2 separate regions of the Homo sapiens genome follow, and region 2 is linked to region 1. A link is an interaction called in ENCODE POLR2A ChIA-PET data of the cell type or tissue named here. Cell type or tissue: PC-3. All regions are shown on one strand. Links, peaks and the distances in the headings refer to the core of each region. The heading gives the core; the rest is flanking DNA.

Region 1 (4,389 bases), core at 137-4,136:
GCTCTTACCCAACATATTTTCCCATTGCTTCTTGGTTTTCTTTTGACATATTCTTCATAACATTAACCTTATAAGGCATGTAAATATTTCTTTCTTTCTTTTTTGTTTTTTTTTTTTCTTTTTTTGAGACAGGGTCTTGTTCTGTCGCCCAGGCTGGAGTGCTGTGGTGCAATCACAGCTCACTGCAGCCTTAACTTCCCAGGGTCATGCAATCCTTCCACCTCAGCCTTCTGAGTAGCTGGGACCACAGGAATGTGCCACCACGCCCGGCTAATTTTTAAATTTCTTTTTGTAAAGATAGGGTCTCACTGTATTGCTCGGGTTGGTCTTGAACTCCTGGGCTCAAGTGATCCTCCCACCTCGGCCTGCCAAAGTACTAAGAGGCGTGAGCCACCGTGCCCGGCCCAGACCTGGTCTTTCTGTCCTGACTTCTTGTTAAGTGATGACAATGTGCTCCTTTTTCATTCTGCCACAGTAGGTGGGTTTCTTTTATTATTATTATTATTTTCTTTGTAGAGACAGGGGTCTTGCTTTGTTGCTCAGGCTGGTCTCAAACTCCTGGCTTCAGACAATCCTACCTCAACCTCCCAGAGTGTTGGGATTACAAGTGTGAGACCCTGCCTCTGGTCGAGGAGATGGGTTTCTATTCCGTGCAGTTATACACAATTTCTAATTAATACAGCTTAATTGAGAAGGTGAGATTTGATCAGGGCTTTGAAGGATGTGAGTAGCAACTAACTGCGAGAAGGGGGCCAATGAAACAGTAATTCCTAGAGGCTCTGTTCAGACTTAGGGCTTTTGAATATCAGGGGTTCATCATCTGAGCTGCTGAATTAGACTAGGACTTCTTAAATACTTCTAAAATTGGTCTTGGGAATGAACCTGCAAGAAGAAAAAAGCCTAATAAAAATAGTAATAGTAGCAGTAGTAGCAGTACTAGTAATAGCTGGCTGGGCGTAGTGGCTTACACCTGGAATCCCAACACTTTGGGAGGTCGAGGCTGGAGGATCACTTGAGCCCAGGAATTCAAGGTCAACCTGGGGCCAGGTGCAGTGGCTCATGCCTGTAATCCCAGCACTTTGGGAGGCCGAGGCGAGTGGATCACCTTAGGTCAGGAGTTTGAGACCAGCTTGGCCAACATGATGAAATCCTGTCTCTACTAAAAGTACAAAAAGTTAGCCAGGCTTGGTGGTGGGCACCTGTAATCCCAGCTGCTTGGGAGGCTGAGGCAGAAGAATTGCTTGAACCCGGAAGGCGGAGGTTGCAGTGAGCTGAAATGGCGCCATTGCACTCCAGCCTGAGCAACTCAAAAGAGTGAGACTCTGTCTCAAAAAAAATAAAAAATAAAAAATAAACCTGGGCAACATAACAAGACCCTGTCTCTACAAAAAATAAAAATAAAAAAATTAGCCGGGCATGGTGGTGTGTGCCTGTGGTTCCAGCTACTCAGGAGGCTGAGCTGGGAGGATCACTTGAGCCTGGGAAGCCTAGGCTGCAGTAAGCCACGATCGCACCACTGCACTGCAGCCTGGGTAACAGAGCAAGACCCTGTCTCCGAATAATAATAATAATGGCAGGGCGTGGTGGCTCACACCTGTAATCCCAGCATTTTGGGAGGCCAAGGTGGGCGGATCACCTGAGGTCAGGAGTTCCAGACCAGCCTGGACAACATGGTGAAACCTTGTCTCTACTAAAAATACAGAAATTAGCCTGGTGTTGTGGTGCTCACCTGTAATCCCAGCTGCATGGGAGGCTGAGGCAGGAGAATCGCTTGAACCCAGGAGGCGGATGCTGCAGTGAGCCTAGATTGTACCACTGCACTCCAGCCTAGGCAACAGAGCGAGGCTCTGTCTCAATAATAATAATAATAATAATAATAATAATAATAATAACACTTCCAATGTAATAGGCTTTGTTCTAAAGGACTTACATGCGTTGCCTCCTTCAGTCCTCACAGCTACTCTTTGATGAAGGGTAGTTCCCACCTTATGGCTGAGGAAATAGAAGCAAAGAGAGGTCAAGCAACTTGCCCCAGGCTACACAGCTAGGAAATGGATGAGCCAGGATCTGAACCCAGGCAGTATGGCCTGAGCCTGAGCTCATTAGTTCATGCCAGGCAGGGTTTGACCAAAACCTTGGACTCACTCCTGTCTGCTTTCCTTCAGTGACTAAGAGGATTCCTGAGATGGATGTGCAAACATGAAGTGTTTACTTTCCTCCATGGGAATGTACTTCTGGCTTCCACTCCTCAGCTGCTGCTGCTAAGCCAGTGAGATAGATGGTGGTTTGGAAACACCCTCATGTGTGTTTCTTCTTTTTGTTGTTTTTGGGATCCTTACTGAAATAATTTTCCCCTCATTTTATGAAATATAGAGGTTCTTGCTGTATCTTATACCCCACCCCAAATTCTACTGATTTGTACTGAGCTGTGATAAAAATAATGATACCAAGTACATGCAGGGTTTCTTCCAGCCTCTAGGACCTGGCTTTGTCTTCCACTGCTCCTTCTGGGATGCTCCTCTGAGAACCAAAATCCGACCCTTTACATCCAGATCAGGACAAACTCACAGAGTAGTTTGCGAACTACTAGTTTAGAACTAGTTCGGAATCTGCTTGTTACGGTTTGTGACAAGAGGAACGCAGAAATCGAAAGTAAATAAGGGTAAGAGACTTTTTAGCAATTGAGCATTTGTCCCCAACACCCAAGCATATGATCAGGGAATTAGTCTTGACGGGGCATGGACCCCTTTGGATGCTGTTGAACTTGTGATGAGTTGCATGCTGCGTGAGCTGTGTTAAAGTCATGGGCAATAGGACTGATTTTTGGTTCCTGAAGGGGTGGAAATTAAAACAAAACAAAATAAAACCAAACCAAACAAAGTAAAACGAAAGAAGTGACCCTTTATCACAGAAAGTTTGTGAGTCACTGCTCTAACCCATATCACATTTTGCCACTTGTGAATCACCATAGTATTTCAGTCTACATCACATAATCTAGGACTGGACTATACAGGTTTATTATTGTTTTTTTGAGACGGAGTCTCACTCTGTGGCCCAGGCTGAAGTACAGTGGCGCCATCTTGGCTCACTGCAATCTCTGCCTCCCACCTCCTGGGTTCAAGTGATTCTCCTGCCTCAGCCTCTTGAGTAGTTGGGATTACAGGCACGCGCCTGGCTAATTTTTTTGTATTTTTAGTAGAGACAGGGTTTCACCATGTTGGCCACGCTGGTCTCAAACTACTGGCCTCAAGTGAACCACCCGCCTCGGCCACCCAAAGTGCACTGGGATTACAGGTGTGAGCCACTGTACCCAGCCTGGACCATACAGTTTTTATTTATGATTTATTTATTTTTATTTCATAGAGATGGGGTCTTGCTATGTTGCTCAGGCTGGTCTCAAACTCCTGTCCTCAAGTGACCCTCTCTCCTGAGCCGCCCAGAGTGCTGGGACCTCAGGCGTGTGCCACCATGCCTATCTATTTTTTTAAGTTTTTTTTTTTTTTTTTTTTTTTTTGTAGAGACAGGGTCTCACTCTGTTGCCCAGGCTGGTCTCCAACTCGTGGGCTCAAGTGATCCTCGTGTCTCAGCCTCCCAAAGTGCTGGGATTATAGGCATGAGCCACTGTGCCTGGCTCAGAGATACGTTTTTAAAACCTCGTTCTAGTTGCTTCATTTATGGAAGTCTCACCTTCTTGTTTGTATTCAGGACCCATGAGTTGGCACTCAAGGATTTTTGCTTCTATTTTTGTTATGATTCAAATCAAGAGATGAGATAGGAGCCAAGGCAAATATCTCTACAAAAAAATACAAAAATTGGCGGGGCATGGTGGCTGACGCCTGTGATCCCAGCTACTTGGGAGGCAGAGGTGGGAGGATTGCTTGAGCCCAGGAAGTCAAGGCTGCAGGGAGCCATGAGGGCACCACTGCATTCCAGCCTGTCTCAAAAAAAAAAAAAAAAAAAAAGTAGGGTTGGACAGAAAGCAGAGTCAGCTTTGCCTCACTTGGTGGTAAAAAGAAAAAAGAAAGTCTCGAAACATTTATTTATTTATTAGAAATGCAAAGCCAACGAAGAATCTTCAGGCAAACGATTGTAGTGACTGTTTATTGGAGGTTATTGTGTGCCAGGCATTGTGCATTTACATATATTATTTCATTTAACCTTTATACCATAATCTTTTAAAAGTAGGTATAATTATCACCATTTTGCAGATGAAGAAAATGAGGTGTCAGAGAGGTTAGGTAACTGGCCCAAGGTCACACAGCTACTAAATGGTGGCAGTCTGTCTGACTTGGAAGCCTGTGTGCTTTTGCTTATTCCCATTATTGCTTGATGACACCAATTGCTGCTAAAAGGGAATGTTACTGGATTTAAAGGATATGTGTACTCTGT
Region 2 (4,389 bases), core at 210-4,209, 73 kb before region 1:
TCGTCACTGCCAGCGAAAGACCTGCTTGGGACGGCTCTCACGCTGTGGGTGGCTGACCCTAGTCCAGAAGGCTGGGCAGATGTTAACTTTTACAATGCAAACACATGTGTAATTGTCTATTTTAGTAAGTGCTTTAACAGATGATAATGCTAAGGGAGAGACGATTTCCATGGTGGGGAGTGGGGAGGGAGGCTTCTGAGGAAGTGACATTTCAGGTGTGAAGTAGGAGCAGTGCTTAGGCTTTCATTCCTTCCCCAGCTGTGTGCTCAGTCAGTACCTACTGTGTGCCAAGTGCTGTTCCTGCTGCTGGGAATACGCCAGGGAGAAACACAGCCTTTGTCCTTGGGGAGCTTATGTTGTGGGTGCCGGGGAGAGATGAAAGCAAATACGAAAATACCCACATTCTATGAAGAAAATTAAGGAGGGTAAGGAGGCAGTGACAGGGGAATTGCATGATGGGAAGTGAAGGCCTCTCCGAAAAGAGATCTTAGTGGGAATCTGAGGACTTTTGGGTGTGAAAGAGACAAGTAGGTGTCTGTTCAGAGCATACCAGGCAGCAGGAGCAGGGAGTGTAGAGGCCCTGCCGCAGGAGCATTGAGAGGCGGGTTAGAGAAACATGGTAGGAGGTGAAGTTGGAGAGGTAGCCAGGGCCATGGTGAGGTGTCAAGACAGAGACAGAACCACCAGAGAGAGACCTGACCCACCTCGTTCAAAGACTGGCCCTGCAGAGAAGAGACCCTTCTGGAGCAGGCACGCAGGCAGGCGGGATGCTGGGGCCAGTCAGGTGGCAGCATTGGGCACCCACTCAGGGTGTGAGAGGAAGGGCGTCCGGGACAACCCCCACTTTTTTTTTTTTTTTTTTTTTTTTGAGACAGAGTCTTGCTCTGTTACCCAGGCTGGAGTGCAGTGGTACGATGATCCCGGCTCACAGCAACCTCCACCTCCCAAGTTCAAGCGATTCTCCTGCCTCAGCCTCCCGAGTAGCTGGGATTACAGATGTGTGCCACCATGCCCAGCTAATTTTTTATTTTTGGTAGAGACGGGGTTTTGCCATGTTGGCCAGGCTGGTCTCGAACTCCTGGCCTCAAGTGATCCACCTGCCTCGGCCTCCCAAAGTGCTGGGATTTCATGTGTGAGCCACTGCGCCCGGCCACAACCCCCACATTTCTGACTTGAACACAGATCATGTGGAGATTCAATGTCTTGAGTTTGTGAAGGAGTCCTTGGGGGAGGGGCTGGGATGAATTTAGAGTTCAGATTGGTGAATTTGAGGTAAAATACACTTTTGTTGTTTTTTTCTTTAGAGACAGGATCTCACTCTAGTCTGCTGGAGTGCAGTATCTCGATCTCGGCTCACTGCAACTTCTGCCTCCTGGGTTCAAGCAATTCTCCTGCCTCAGCCTCCTGAGTAGCTGGGACTACATGCACGCACCACTGTGCCCAGCTAATTTTTGGTATTTTTTGTAGAGATGAGGTTTCACTGTGTTACCCAGGCTGGTCTCAAACTCATAGCCTCAAGTGATCCGCCTGCCTCGGCCTCCCACAGTCCTGGGATTACAGGCATGAGCCACCACGCCTGGCCTTGTTTTGTTTTTGAGACAGGGTCTCGCTCTGTTGCCCAGGCTGGATTGTGGTGGCGCAACTATGGCTCACTGCAGCCTGGTCCTCCCCAGCTCAAGCGATCCTCATGCCTTAGCCACCCAAGTAGCTGAGACTACAGGCACACACCACCATGTCCAGCTAGTTATTTTTTGTAGAGATAGGGTTTCAGTATGTTGCCCAGGCTGGTCTCAAACTCCTGGGCTCAAGTGATCCTCTTACCTCAACCTCCCAAGTGCTAGGATTGCAGCGTGAGCCACAGTGCCCAGCCCACTTTTAATAAGGAAAGAAAACTGGACACCTGCTGTTTGTTTACTGGATACCTGCTATTTGTTTTGTTTGTTTGAGACGGAGTCTCTCTGTCTCCCAGGCTGAAGTCCAATGAATGGCCCTATCTCAGCTCACCACGACCTCCACCTTTCAGGTTCAAGCAATTCTGCCTCAGCCTCCCAAGTAGCTGGGATTACAATTGCCTGCCGCCATGCCCAGCTAATTTTTGCATATTTAGTAGAGACAGGGTTTCACCACATTGGCCAGGCTGGTCTTGAACTCCTGACCTCAGGTGATCTGTCTGCCTTAGCCTTCCAAAGTGCTGGGATTACAGGCATGAGCCACCGTGCCCGGCGGATACCTGCTATTTGAAAGTCACAGGCTGGGTGCGGTGGCTAATGCCTGTAATCCCAACACTTTGGGAGGCCAAGGTGGGTGGATCACGAGTTCAGGAGTTCAAGACCAGCCTGATTAAGATGGTGAAACCCTGTCTCTACTAAAAACTACAAAAATTAGCTGGGCGTGATGGCGGACGCCTGTAATCCCAGCTACTTGGGAGGCTGAGGCAGGAGAATCGCTTGAACCCGGGCAGCAGAGTTTGCAGTGAGCCAAGATCACAGCACTGCACTCCAGCCTGGGCAACAGAGTGAGATTCTGTCTCAAAAAAAAAGAACAAAAAGTGAAACTGCTGATCTGAAAACCACTTATTACTAATAGTGAACAACTGTAAACTCTCTCAAGTTTGCTAGGTGTTTTGCCAGCATCCCTTACCTCTGAATAAGCTCCTTGGAATTTTAGAGATATCTACAGGAAGGGAGATAGTGAAAGAAATTGGCTCTTTGAGTTTTTGTGCCCTCAGGGCAGCAGGAAAAGGTGTTTCTAGATGAGCATTTCTAAAAGAGCATCTCTAAGGTAAATCAGTATTATCAGAGCCCAGGCATTGTAGTGAAGATTCATTTCCCTTTCTCTGACAGTGTTTGGGATGGGGGCTCCAGGAACCAGCTTTATCTAAACCTTGGGCTTTTTCTGGTCCTTCTTGAATGACTAGCTTTTGGCATGTTGATAACATTTTTAAAACCTCCACTCTCTCTTATCTGTCCACTTCTTTCCCAGGCTGAACAAACTTGCTTCCTAAACTTCTGGTCGGGGAGGGGACAAACAAAAATTGGGAACTTAAGTGGGAGGGGTGCTATCTACAGTTGAAAAGTGACCTGGAGTCAGAATTCAGATGTGTGATTAAGATGTGTGGCAGGTGGCTTGACTGTGCTCCTCCTGATTTGGGGGTGAGGGTGTGACAGGCGTGAGCCACTGTGCCCAGCCGATTTTCTTTCACTCTTTATACAAAAGGATCAACTTCTATCCAGAATCCCAAGAGGGGTTGCATTCTTCTGCCCCTGCTTTTTCACTTGTCATATCTTCGAGAACTTCTACCAGTTTGTGGACATTTATGTGCTGCATCTCCAACTCTGTCTGACCAGTAACCCTAGAAAAAGTGGTCATTGGTATCATCCATTGCAGAGAAGAAAGTCTTTCTAGAGGTCAAGAGCCTACTGGGCCTATGCCATAGGATTCATTTCTGTAACTGCAACATCAAATGTAAAATATGATTTTACTTTAGTAGCCAACTGTATCATCTGAGTCTGGTTACTTACTCTATATTCTAGGGTGTTGGTTTCCTAAGGAATGAGGAGGACATCATGTTCTCCTGCAGTCAGTTCTCCTGTAGAATTAGCTTGTTTTTTTTAGAAAACACCCTCCCTTTTTAGAGGGAAGCAGCAGCAGGGACCTGGGCATTCAAGGAGTGCTGGGGGGGATCTGGGCTGCTCTCAGACTCTTCCCTGTTTATTAGCTACAGCATCTTCCCCATGCACACAAGGAGTCTGTCAGCACAGTGCAGAGGAAGGGGCTGTTCCTTTTCACATCTGGGCTGGACACATTCTTCACGGTTCCAGCATGAGGCCTTTCCAGAGCTGGCCCTTTTCCCAGACCCTAGCTTGAGTCCCAAGGCATCCAGGCTGGGGCCAAGGGCTCTTATGGGACTGAGCACTAAGGAAGGTCTTTAGCACTGGGAAGAATGTGAATGCTGGATTCACCACCATCACCATCACCACCACCACAATCACTATCACCATCTCCATCATCATCAACATCCCCACTGTTGTCACCACCACCACCATCACTATCACCATCATTACCATCACCATCACCATCATCACCATCACTACCACCGTCATCACCATCACCCTCACCACCCTCACCATCACCCTCACCACTATCACCACACTCACCACCACCACCATCACCACCATCATTACCACCAGCATCACCCTCACCACCATCACCATCACCACCACCATCACCTTCACCACCACCACCACCATCACCACCAGCATCACCCTCACCATCACCCTCACCACCACCATCACCACACTCACCACCACCATCACCATCACCACCAGCATCACCCTCACCACCACCATCACCATCACCACCACCATCACCTTCACCACCACCACCATC

The links. Peaks named below come from ENCODE experiments on the same cell type or tissue, not always from the same donor. Only the 100,000 strongest peaks of a DNase experiment are listed, where the experiment ranks them.
Region 2: POLR2A ChIA-PET joins it to region 1 with 6 read pairs; 8 of 35 experiments call an interaction of 5 or more read pairs at or near these places.

What each region holds. Positions count from the first base shown.
Region 1 is chr1:8,059,254-8,063,642 of GRCh38, forward strand. All of the region lies in intron 2 of ERRFI1-DT (ERRFI1 divergent transcript), which reads left to right. Among named protein-coding and RNA genes, the nearest start is that of ERRFI1-DT, 35 kb to the left of the region's middle. In PC-3, for the core only: no CTCF peak of the experiment used is centred there; DNase peaks (open chromatin) are centred at 2,178 and 2,898; H3K4me3 peaks cover 1,004 bases; H3K27ac peaks cover 3,975 bases.
Region 2 is chr1:7,986,126-7,990,514 of GRCh38, forward strand. No RefSeq gene overlaps it. Among named protein-coding and RNA genes, the nearest start is that of PARK7, 27 kb to the left of the region's middle. RefSeq lists an enhancer at 2,585-2,644. In PC-3, for the core only: no CTCF peak of the experiment used is centred there; a DNase peak (open chromatin) is centred at 2,666.